Linked DNA regions of Homo sapiens: region 2 is linked to region 1. Evidence: read pairs that join two places in POLR2A ChIA-PET (ENCODE). Cell type or tissue: Panc1. All regions are shown on one strand. Each heading gives the region's core, and the rest is flanking DNA. Links, peaks and the distances in the headings are about the cores only. Region 1 overlaps ABCC2 (ATP binding cassette subfamily C member 2). Region 2 overlaps ENTPD7 (ectonucleoside triphosphate diphosphohydrolase 7).

Evidence for each region. Peaks named below come from ENCODE experiments on the same cell type or tissue, not always from the same donor. Only the 100,000 strongest peaks of a DNase experiment are listed, where the experiment ranks them.
Region 2: POLR2A ChIA-PET joins it to region 1 with 6 read pairs; 2 of 35 experiments call an interaction of 5 or more read pairs at or near these places.

What each region holds. Positions count from the first base shown.
Region 1 is chr10:99,787,546-99,794,081 of GRCh38, reverse strand. It overlaps ABCC2 (ATP binding cassette subfamily C member 2), which reads right to left. Exons shown (of 32, transcript NM_000392.5): 3 at 1,723-1,848; 4 at 397-531; 5 at 83-190. It also overlaps the pseudogene NANOGP6. Among named protein-coding and RNA genes, the nearest start is that of ABCC2, 8.2 kb to the right of the region's middle. In Panc1, for the core only: no CTCF peak of the experiment used is centred there; no DNase peak of the experiment used is centred there; H3K27ac peaks cover 2,013 bases.
Region 2 is chr10:99,689,733-99,696,268 of GRCh38, reverse strand. ENTPD7 (ectonucleoside triphosphate diphosphohydrolase 7) reads right to left here. Exons shown (of 13, transcript NM_020354.5): 8 at 4,751-4,884; 9 at 147-313. It also overlaps a transcript of COX15 not described here. Among named protein-coding and RNA genes, the nearest start is that of ENTPD7, 33 kb to the right of the region's middle. In Panc1, for the core only: no CTCF peak of the experiment used is centred there; no DNase peak of the experiment used is centred there.

The DNA.
Region 1 (6,536 bases), core at 955-5,954:
AGACCCAGACATCTTAAAGTTATATTCATTAAGATATCATCCAATTAAGTAATATATGAGATGGGCATATTTAGAATCTCACATTTGATGACTCATTATTTTCTGAAAATGCTGAAAAGATCAGGATCAGGATCTGGAATCCGTAGGAGATGAAGAACAGGCAGGAGTAGGCTAGATTAGAATTGTCACCCTATGAGGAAAAAAACAAAGAGGAAAAATGAGCCTTTTGTCCAAAGGAAGTCTACATGGCCCGTATATATCAATGCTTGTGATTAAAGCCTATGATCAAATCCCTCTAATACAATTCGATCCTGGAGCTCAACTTGATGCCATTTACTATGAGTTAGAGGTTGCCCCATGGTACCTCCTCATGTCATCCACTCTTTTTTTCCTTACCTGTAAGAGTGTCCGGATCAGAGTCTGAAATTGGAAAGTGCCACAGAGTATCGAGAGAATCCAGAATAGGGACAGGAACCAGGAGTTTTTCTGTACACACCATTGTCTGCTGTATTGGATCAGCAAAACCAGGAGCTGGAGAGAAATTCACATGATGTTCTGAAGAATACTGCCACTAACCGAGGACTGAGGGGAGAAGGATGTCAGAGAACATGGGAAGAAAGGAGGGCTGAGGGAGGAGACTGTCGTGACTAATCTGGCCAGGTAGAGAGCACACAGATGCCAGGTTGAACATGTCACCCCCATGCCATCCAGCTTTTTCTTTTAGTGCCTCATCTCCATGGACCACACTTGAGTGGGATGTTAGCCAAGAATGTAGAAGGTCACTATCTGCATTTTAGTGGAGTTACTTTGAGAGCTAGAAAAACCTTTCCAGGACCCATGAAAATTAAATTCAGACATTGCAGTAGTAAGGTCGGAAGGCAGGTTCTAATTAATTAGGTGCAAGGTGTCTGTAGCTTGATTTTCTAATATAAGATTAAGCAATTAATTTTTTTAAAAAATCTTGCCTTATACCATCTCACATTAGATATAATAAATTAAATGTTGATTTCCTAGACCTAGCTGTGCTCCTAAAACAGCATTCTGGTGGGGAAAGAGCCATGATTTATAACATTTGCCCAGGAAGGATTGTGCCGAGCACATGGTCTAAAGGAGCCACTGCTACTGAGGCCCAGCTGACATTGCTCTGCCTGAACGTAGGTTTGCGATTGCCAGACATTTTGATTTTTCAATAAAGTTTGAAAGTTCAAATAATTATGTGTCATTAGTTGCCACTGAATTGATGGCAATTAATTCAATTGCTATTTAAACACTGTCTAGGCCCCACCCCCTGAAAAAATGCCTGCAAGAGAGACATTAGTTTTTTGATATCAAGTTTATATAAACTCTAAGCTCACTGATCCATTGTTTAAAGTCATCAATCAATTTAAAAACAATATTTACAGATTTAAAATATTGTTTTACATCAAGAAACTTAGCTCTCTTCTGTGACCCTTAGATGGCAAGATGTGCGGACATAAGATATACATCTTAGTCATGAAAGCTAATACTTAACCTAGGAAGAAGCCTCTATACATTAATGCTCAAATGAAGATGAAAAGCTAAAATTTGTTTCACCCCATTCCAACCAAGCTTTGCCTCACTATGGATCCCGCGAAAAAGACAGATGACCTTGGAATTAATTTCATCCCCAAAGAGTACATTTCACCTAGATGCCTATGGGTAATGAAAAGGTAAACAGGGCAGAAGTGGTATAGGTCTTACCCATGTGCCTAGGTAGAGGCTTGGATTGGTATATCGAACAGCAGGGACTGTGGCTTGTCCAGAGTCTTCTGTGAGTACAAGGGCCAGCTCTATGGCTGCTAGAATAAGAAGAAAACCAACGAATACCTGAGAAGGGAAAAAGACCACTGTTAAGAGGATATCATTCTTTATAAGGCTCTTAGAACAGAATGGTTTCCGGTGATGGATAGGAAAAGCGGTATGCAGTGATTCAGATAACACAATAAATATTTCTGGAAAGAATGGATACATACAGTTCAAGTGATAGAATAATGTTCAAAGTATGCCATGATCATTGTTTTTGAGGAATGCTGAGTGTGAAGTTTTAAAATATGTCTGCAGATTTTTTGATATTCCTCTCTTCAAAGAGCAGAGCTTAATTCCCTCTCCCTTGAGTGTGGGCTGGGGACTTAGGGATGTACTTCTGGTGAATAGAAAATGGCAGAAGTGACAGCGTGTGACTTCCAAGGCTAGGGCATAAAAAAGCAATGTGGATTATTTCTCCTTGTTCTCTGTCTCCGATTGCTCACTCTGGAGAAAGCTACCAGTCCAGTCATGAGGACACTCCAATAGCTCTTTGGAGAAGTCCACTTGGTAAGGAACTGAGACCTTCCGCCAACAGCCAGTGAGAAACTGAGGCTTCCTGCCACCAGCCATGTGACAGTCGTCTTAGAAGCAGATCTTTTAGCCCCAGTCAAGACTTCACATGCCAGTAACCCCAGACAGCTCATATGAACTTCAACCTCCTGAGAGACCTTGAAGCAGAACCTGGGTAAGCTGCTCCCAAATTCTTGATCCACAGAAACTGTTAAGATTTAAAGAATTCTCTTTTAGCTGCTAAGTTTTGGGGTATTTTGTTATATAGCAACAGAAAGTACTAGGTTTAAAAGGCACTATTCCCTTTCTTAGGCCATAGGTTTTTTGTTTTTGTTTTGAGACGGAGTCTCACTCTGTTGCCCAGGCTGGAGTGCAGAGGCGCAGTCTCGGCTCACGGCAACCTCCACCTTCTGGGTTCAAGTGATTCTCCTGCCTCAGCCTCCCGAGTAGCTGGGATTACAAGTGTGCGCCACCACACCTGGCTAATTTTTGTATTTTTAGTAGAGACAGGATTTTACCATGTTGGCCAGGCTGGTCTCAAGCTCCTGATCTCAGGTGATCTGCCTGCCTCGGCCTCCCAAACTGCTGCGATTACAAGCATAAGCCACCACACTCAGCCCCAGTCTTGATCCCAGACAATGCCAATCAGTATTTGTCCTATGAGCTCAGAAGACATGATACACATTACACTGTTTTAAAGGCCCACATCCCCACCTATCAGGGGGAAAATTACTGCCTCCACTGAGTATACCATCATCTTAGCCATCAAAATGAAGATATTTATGTGGCACCATCTCCCCTCCCCTCATGCTTTTATGCCCCTATCCATCTACCCTTATTCATTCTTTTAAGTCTAATTTATCCAGAATGGCACAGGCAGAGATAATGGGCCCTTTGTAATGAAAACCAGCCAAGAAAGGAGATGAATGCACCTTTACTTTAACTAATAGGATCAGTGCTATTATTTAGTAAGGAGTAGAGTCAAAGACATGTTAATAACTGAAATGCATTTTTTCAAGTATATAATACACTATAGGGTGTTTTCCTCACAAGAGACTATGAGGTTTTGGGAAAAAAATGTAGCTTCATAGGCGGTAAGCTATGGTTGCCTTTAGGTAAATTAGGAGGTAAAATAGAGCAAGCTAGAGGTAAGGCACCTGCCCTTGGAGATGACTAGAGGGTACTAACCAGCAGCCTATTCCCCAGGCCAGGGAAAAGGAGGGGGTCTTGCCATAAGATTATATATATTAAACTCATATAATGGATTTGAAATACACTGAGCAGTTCATATCAAAAAAGACCAGTTAACTTTATAAAGAACTTCTACAAAGTAATTTTTAAAAATACCCTAATAACTCAATGTAAAAAAATGAGTATATAAATTAAATGGATTTAAAAAAACACAAAAGGCTTTTAAACATATGAACATGTGCTTAACCTCATTAATATGAGAATACAATTTGAAAGTATATATAATTTGAAACATAACATTTTTGCCTAACCAATTAGCAAACATCAAAAAATGTGATACAAAGTTGATGAGACCAAGGAAAGCCTCTTTGAGGGCAGTTTGCACTGTGTATAAAAATTCTGAGTTCACATATCCTTAACTCAGTCATTTCATTTTTGGGAATTTATCCTATAGACACACTTGTATACACAAGTATATACAAAGCTGTGTATGGCAGCATTGCTCATGATGCAAAATATTAGAAACCAATGAAATTCATGTCATACAGGACACATAAATTATGGTACATTCAAATAACAGCATCTCAAGGAATCATTACAAAGAAAGAAGCAGACCTTTTGTGGGATTGAGCTGGTTGTCTCCCAGTAATGTGGAGGGGACTGACTTCATCCTGGCTTTTTGATACTTTTACATTTGGAGAAATTTTACATATTTCTCTAAGATATTCTACCTAGATACTTAAATCTTAAAGCCTTAGCCATTTTTACAGTCCAGCTCTTTAATTTTCCTCCACCTTTCCTTTTCTTTCTTTTTCTTTTCCTTTTTCTTTTTTTTTTTTTTTTTGAGACGGAGTTTCGCTCTGTCACCCAGGCTGGAGTGTAGTGGTGCTATCTCACTGCAACCTCCGCCTCCCAGGTTCAAGTGATTCTCCTGCCTCAGCCTCCCAAGGAGATGGGATTACAGGTGTGAACCATTATGCCCGGCTAATTTTTGTATTTTTAGTAGAGATGGGGTTTCACCATGTTGCCCAGACTGATCTTGAACTTCTGACCTCAGGTGATCCACCCACCTCAGCCTCCCAAAGTGCTGGGATTACAGACGTGAGCCACTGCACCCGCCCCTCCCCGCTCCTTTTCAATAACATGAGTGTGAGTCCAGCTTGTCTCCAAAGCCTGCCTTATTCTAAAGCATCCAATTCTAGGGACTCTTTCACCAATGCCTGTGACTCGTGGCCCTGATGAAAGTTATCCATCCTTGCAAATGACATATGAGGAGGTGTCCCACTCAGAGGCTCTCTCATCTTCCTTCCTCCGTGGATCTATTTATTCAGGAAAGCTCTAATTCTTCCACTAGTCCCAGAGTAAAACTACACATTTCTGCAGAGAAGAGCACAGTGAAGAATGAAGATAAGATCCAGGAGAAGAAACAGAAGACCAGAATCATGTTCTCTCCGGCCCAGCTGTGTGTAATTAATGATGGATTTCAGAGACAGAAACACCGCAGCCTCCAGCAGCTGCAAGAACTTTCCAATACCCTGAATCTTAGCTACAAACAGCATACAAGCTAGTTACAGAGAATGAAAGCTAAGAGGTGGTAGAAAGCCAACTGACCAAAGAATAAGCAACAATATGACTCAGGGCTCAGCATCTACAGAATACCCAGGCCTCTACTCTTCCTACCACCAGGAATGCCTGGGGAACACATCTGGAAACCTTCCAGTGTGGATCAACCATTCCCAGAAAAGTCAGACTTGGCACCCAGAAGACTAGAACAACCAGTCCCGGAAAAATCGGTTTCATAACTGTGGGGAGGAATCTTGGTAGTCCTGCATGCAGCTCCAGCGAAATTCTCCTGCCAGTTTTTGGAAGCTGTCTTGGAAACTGCTGGGGAAAGCTATGATGTAATACAGCAAACCACTAAGTATTTCAGTGCTTCACAAATCATAGGTTTATTCCTAAATTACTCCATGAACATGCAGCCTGAAAACGTGTGGAGATGAATATATTAACTCGATTTTAGTCTGGGTAGTGGCGGAATTCTTCCTTTTTCCCTCCCTCCCTCATAGGATTTTTCTTGTTTTACAGCTCTGTATTCTGCCTTGATATACTGGTTTTCATTGTACCTATTGGGTCTATTTGGGGGTGGGATATGACTGAAGTCTAATCAAAGAGGTTTCAGTAACCTTGGCTGCATGGTGGTATCAGTACGAGTTTGGCTGCTTAGGTACAAATGAATAAAATATCCACAAAAAGAGAGAAAAATGCAGATTTTTATGTGCTAAAATGGAAGGAGCTCTAAGACACAGAAAAGCACATATGGGACGCTAGCATTTGTGTGAAAAAATATATGTACGTAGCTGTTTGTAAAAGCACAGGCTATTTCTGGAAGGAGATATGAGGAACTGGTATCAATGGTTGCCAACTAAGACATGAATGAGTGACTAGAGTACTGGGTACCCTTTTGTCCTTTTTTTTCTTTTTTTTTTTGAGACAGGGTCTACCTCTGTCGCCCAGGCTGAAGTGCAGTGGTGTGAACATGGCTCACTGCAGCCTTGACCTCCTTGAACTTGTCAAGTGATCTTCCCACCTCAGCCTCCCGAGTAGCTGGGACCACAGGCACATGCCACCATGCCTGGTGAATTTTTTTAATTTTTTGTAGAGATCGGTCTCACCAAGTTGGCCAGGCTGGTCTCGAAATGCTGGGCTCAAGCAATTCTCCCACTTCAGCTTCCCAAAGTGTTGGGATTACAGGCATGAGCTACTATGCCCAGCTCCTTTTGTACTTTTTGAACTTTGTGATCCTCTGAGAATTATCCGTTCAAAAGATAAGTTAAATACACTCACACCCCCATTAAAAAATAAGGAAGTGATATGAACAGACAATTCGCAAATGAAATACACTTAACAAATTAAAAAAACAATTGCGTTAGTATTCATAAAAATGCAAAGCAACTCAGTGAGATGTCATGTTTACACATAAAAGTTGAAAATAACTCAATGCTGACAAT
Region 2 (6,536 bases), core at 939-5,938, 98 kb after region 1:
TTAAGAGATGCTACCCCATTGGCAGGGGTAGTCAGAAAGAAGGAGGAAGCAGGGACTTATCTGTCTTAGGAGGATGTGAGTATTTCTCCCTAATATCTGCAGCCTGACATTATATTTCAGAAACTCAGATCCCATATCAAATGTACCTGTTTTTGTTAAGAGTTTCATTCAGAACAAGGTCTTCGTAGCGCTGCCGGGCAAAGTTGCCTCCGAAACCCAGAAAAGTTGTGACATAAACCCTGTACACGTGTTCAGTGTGTTGCACATCACAGCCCAGGTTGAACTCAGCCAGCAGGATCTTGGCAGCTTCTTCCTATAATACAATACCAAGAGAAAAAGGGAATTTTAGTTTTGGTTGCCTTCTAGAAAGCTATGACATTGCTAATACACGAGGCTTCATTTCTATGACTACTCTTTAAAACATCTTAAGCATTCTTTCATCCTCATAGCATTATTTTAAACAAAGACACAAAATGACAAGACTGCACTAAAAGGTACAAATTAGACACTAAATTAAGAACTAAATATGAAATTAGAAACCCAAAACACTATCTGTAGTTATATAGGAGGTAGAATTACTACAGATATCATTTTCTCACATGTATTTTTCTGTATTTTCCAATTCCCTCAATGGGAATGTGTTATTTTAATAGGAAAACATCCTTTAATAAAAATAAATTTAAGGAACTCTGTGGATCATCATAAGATCTATTCTGTGGCCTTTTCTTTTTCTTTTCTTTTTTTTTTTGAGACAGAGTCTCACTGTGTCACCAGGCTGGAGTGCAGTGGCATGCTCTCGGCTCACTGCAACCTCCGCCTCCCGGGTTCAAGCAATTCTGCTGCCTCAGCCTCCTGAGTAGTTGGGACTACAGGCACGTGCCACCATGCCCAGCTAATTTTTGTATTTTTAGTGGAGACGGGTTTCACCATGTTGGCCAGGATGTTCTCGATCTCTTGACCTCATGATCAGCCCTTCTCAGCCTCCCAAAGTGCTGGGATTACAGGTGTGAGCCACTGTGCCCGGTTCTGTGGCCTTTTCTAACATTATCCAAGAAGCCCTAAGGTTCCTTATGACAGGTTTGGGGATTGGGAAAGTTCAATTTTATTGTACCGCCAATGAAAAGGTGCTATATTTTTTTCTTGAACCTCAAGGGCAGAGGCTGAATTAATCATATTCCTCAGCTCATTCCACATTATCATGGCAAAGCCTCTCTTTTGCTTTATTTATTTATTCTCTTTTATCTTCATACTTAATCTCATTCCATTCTCTGCCATGGGCAACCATTCTAATGTGTTATGTATAATTTTTGTATATATGTATTATTATAAAATGAGGATTCTTGTTTTGAATGTATTTCTTTTTAATTTGTGAAAAATACCATTGTGCCCTGCAATTTCACTCCAAGGTACATACCAAGAGATCCAAAAACTGGGGTGGGCATGGTGGCTCATGCCTATAATCCCAGCACTTTGGGAGGCCAAGGAGGGTGGATCACTTGAGGCCAGGAGTTCGAGACCAGCCTGGCCAACATGGTGAAACTCCGTCTCTACTAAAAATACAAAAATTAGCCAGGCATGGTGGTGGGTGCCTGTAATCCCAGCTACTCAGGAGGCTGAGGCAGGAGAATCGCTTGAACCTGGGAGGCAGAGGTTGCAGTGAGCCGAGATCGTGCCATGGCACTCCAGCCTGAGTGACAAGAGTGAAACCCCATCTCAAAAAAAAAAAAAAACAAAAAAACTTATGTACATAGAAAAATGTGTATATGAATGTTCACAGCAGCACTGTGCATAATAGCCAAAAAGGGAAAACCACTGAAATGTTCATCAGCTGATAAATGGATAAACAAAATACAGCATGGTTGGTCATACAATGGAATGCTGTTTAGCCATTAAAAAGGAATGAAATACCCATACCACGAGATGGCTGAACCTTGAAAACATTTTGCTAAATAAAAGAAGCCAGACATAAAACACCACATATTGTATGATTTCATTTATACAAAATGTCCGGAATAGGCAAATCCACTGGAGAGAGAAAGTAGATGAATAGTTGTCAGGGGTAGGGAGAGGAGAGAATGAGGAGTGACTGCTAATGGGAAATGAGTGGGGAGTGAATATGGGGTTTCTTTTTGGGGCGATGAAATGTTCTGGAATTCAATAGTGGTGGCTGCACAACTTTGTGAATGTACATAACTTTGTGAGTTGTACAAAAAAATATATTAGGCATTCAGGATTATTTAAAATGTTTTAAATGCCATTGTCTCACAGTTTCTTTCATTTTTACCAAGCACTAAGATTCATCTTGAAGAGCCATTATATTGCTATGTGTAGTTACTATTTTTTTTTTTTTTGAGATGGGGTCTCACTCTGTCACCCAGGCTGGAATGCAGTGGTGCGATCTTGGCTCACTGCAACTTCTGCCTCCCAGGTTCAAGCGATTCTCCTGCCTCAGCCTCCTGAGTAGCAGGGTTAGAGGTGCCTGCCCACCCTGCCCAGCTAATTTTTGTATTTTTAGTAGAGACGGGGTTTCACCATGTTGGCCAGACTGGTCCTAAACTCCTGACCTCAGGTGATCCACCCGCCTTGGCTTCCCAAAGTGCTGGGATTACAGGCGTCAGCCACCGTGCCCGGCCTGCTATATGTAAATCTAATTTGTTGCTTGCAAGTATGCATTCCGTACCAGTGTTGCTTTCCATAACCATGTTCCTTTCTAAATCTGCACACACACAAAAGTCATTTCTTTAAGACTTGAAGCCCCAGTCCCGCTTGTCACCTATTTCTTAGTATCAGATCCATGCCTTCGTTTTACCTGTTAAATACATACTAACGAATATAGACTAAAAAGTATCACAACCTAGTTAGTCCCCCACATTTCCAACCCCAGCATGAAATTCTCTGCTGACTGCTAAACTCACATTTCCAACAGTCCTGTGGATATTCTGACATATATGTTCCTTGGGTATCTTAAACTCAATATATCCAAAATTGAAGTCATTAGTTTTACAACTTCTGAACTAGAAGACCAGATAGACGCTCTCATCCAGATCTCTCAGGACAATACTGTTTGCTTAATATCACCCCTGCCCTTACCCCTGTTGCTCTTCTCTCAGTTACTGGGTTCCTCAGTCTTCTGGTTATCTAGGATAGATCCTCAGCACTGCTGGCCATCCTCCCACCCTACTCACACTACCACAATCAATCGCTCAATTACATTGGGTTTTCACTCCAAACTATCCCCTGAAATCTGTCCCCTCCCTTTCATTTCCACTTACTTTGTCTAACTCAGCCCTTTATTACTTCTCACTCAAGGTTCCGTGACCTATATTCTTTCTCCTACTGACACAAAAATTTTTTCACTACAAAAAGATCAGATCACAGTCACACAACTGACATCATCACAAAATTCAGAGCTGAGAAGGACCTTCACAGTTTAATTATTTTATAAATGAAACTGAGGCCCATGTGACTGCCTTACTCAAAAACTTTTGGTGGTTTTCCACTATCTATGGAAATAAAAGCCAGTCCCCTTATGATAGCACTCAATACTGCTCATGATTTAGCTCCATCTTATCTTCCCAGTCTTAACTACTAGCACACCTGAAAATCCTATACTGCAAAAGGCTATTCGTCATTCCCTGGACATTCTGGCCTCTGTGCTGCTTTTTCTGTGCCTTTGTATATAGTGTTCCCTCCATGCAGGTGGCCTTCCCTCAGCCTCCACTCTGCAAAAAAAAAAAAGCCTACTCTCATCCAAGGCCCAGGTAAATACTTTACCTTCCATGAAGCAAGAATGGCTCCCATTCAACTTTGCAAGCTAAGTTGGCTGCCAGTCCCCATATTGCCACAGCTCTCTGTTTAAACCAGATGTTCTCAATGATGGGCAATTTCCACCCTGCCCCACACATCTGGTAATGTCTGGAGACACTTTTGATTGTCACAACTGGAAGGGGGAGGGTTGTTACTGACATCTGGTATAGGCAAGAGATATCATATGATGCATGGGATAACCCCTGATGACAAAGAATTATCTGACCCAAAATGTCAAGAGTGCCAACGATGAGAAGCCCTGGTTTAGATCAAGTTAAGCACTGCTACAGTCTCCCTGATATCACAAGCTGTCTCCACTGACAGATAAATTATAAGTTTTTAGGGACAGTGTAACTCACATGTCTATTCCTTGTACATAATATTGTCTATTCCTTGCACATAATGGGTGTACATAATAGGTGTACATAATGGCTGTACAAAAAGTGTCTGTGTAGGATGAAACTTCTCCCTCAAAATACATTCTTTACATTCTAGTGGGGTAAGGATTATTAGAAGGCCCAGAATGGAATCATCAGTAAGGGGAAAGGGAATAACATTTATTGAACAATAGATATGTATCAAATACTGTGCTCCAGAATGTAAATGCATTATCATGTTTATCCTCAGCAATGGCAGGAGATACCTAGTATAGTTATAATTGTTAAAATGTATTGAACACTTATGCTGGACAGTTTGCTAAATGCTTTACAAACATGGTATTATTTCATCCTCATAACTTTATGAGGTAGATACTATTATTATTCCTTTTTCACACAGGAGGAAGCTGAGGCTCAGAGAGGTAACCTACTCAAGATAACGCAAGCTAGCAAGTATCTGAACAAATATTTAGAGCCAGGTAGGTTGGTCTAAGTCCAAAGACAGTGTCCTTCCTTCTCAAATACTAGCATTCCTAGCAACTAAATTTCCCTAAAAGGTAAAGTACCTGCTTTGCAGGAAGGACAGAGGTTGAGGTAGGAACTTCATAAGCAATTTGGAGAGAGGCTCCTCCCATATCCAGTATCCCTACTGTCCTTCTCCGTCCTGCTGCCAATTCCTGGGTAGCCTCAGCATCTGATTCTGAAATAAATAAGAGAACAAAAAGGCCCTAGTAATTAAAAAATAAAATTAAGTCAAACCCCCAAAACAGCAATCCCTTGAAAATTTGAAAGCAGGCAGGTGCCATGGCTCACACCTGTAATCCCAAAACACTGGGAGGCCAAGGTGGGAGGATTATGTGAGCCGAGGAGTTCAAGACCAGCCTAGGCAACATAGTGAGACACTCTCATAAAAAAAAAAAATTTTTTTTAATTAGCTGGGCATGGTGGTGCACACCTGTAGTCCCAGCTACTCAGGAGGCTGAGGCCAGAGGATCATTTGTGCCCAAGAGTTTGAGGCTGCAGTGAGCTATTATCGCACCACTAAACTCTAGCCTCAGTGACAGAGAACCTGTCTCAAAATAAAAAAAAGAAAGCAAACAAGTATACTAACTGAATCAACTATATATTACACAAAGAATAATTCTTGTGAATTACTTAAACATGACATTTTGACTACGTATCCCTAGTAGGATATAGCCTAAGGACAAAAGAAACAAATATCTTAAGCTACATCGCAGTAGTCTTGTTAACAATATTGTTGGTTTTATTATTTAAAAATTATGAAGGGAGACTGAGGCAGGCAGATCACAAGGTCAGGAGTTCGAGACCAGCCTGACCAACATGGTGAAACCCTGTCTCTACTAAAACACAAAAATTAGCCGGGCATGGTGCTGCACACCTGTAATCCCAACTACTCAGGGGGCTGAGGCAGGAGAATCGCTTGAACCCGACAGGCGGAGGTTGTAGTGAGCCGAGATTGCACCACTGCACTCCAGCCTGGGTGACAGAGCAAGACTGTCTCAAAAAAAAAAAAAAAATTATGAAACATATTGTGGAATAAAACAAATAAATGTTTATGTCAATATCTTTAGGAACAAAGATTCAGCATAACAGAACAAAAAGGATATAGGTATAAAAATCAAATAAATTAATAGCACCCTATAATCTTACATATGAGTCAGAAATATGACTATGAACTCATTTATTTTTCTCTTTCTAAAAAATACATATTTCCTAGCTGTGTTCACTGAAAGGCCTAGAAGCAATGATATCCCAGGAGTAATGACCACCTGTGGTATCTGGACCAATAATCTCTAAATACCATCTTTTACTAAAAGAAACCAGGGCTCTTTTAAAAACAGGCCAATGCCAGGTCTAGGGTAGAAAGTATACAAGATGACCCTGGAATACATTGCTGTACCAGATAGCAAGGGGAATATAAAAGAGTATTGGGGTCATATTAAAAGGATACAGCAGCCAACCTAAAGATGCTCCTTAAAATACTAATAATGTGATGGGCTCTAATGCATCTAATATATTAAAATCCATGAGTTCATAATAATAATTAAAACTTTTTTTTCACTGGTTACCTTTGGAAGTTGCTAGACACCAACTCATTATTCAGAAATGTGATAAATAAAAAGAATCAAGGATTTATTCTGTCTTTCCCATAAGAACTATATGTCAGGGTAACCAAAGAGTTGATCAAGAAAAGTTCATTACATAAAAATTCTAGCTGTTAAATGCAGAAGGAATGACAGAATTAGAAATATCACCATTTTGCAATCTCTAATGAAAAACATGTCCAAGCAATGATCACAATTGGCTATTACCACAATTCCATGAAAGGCA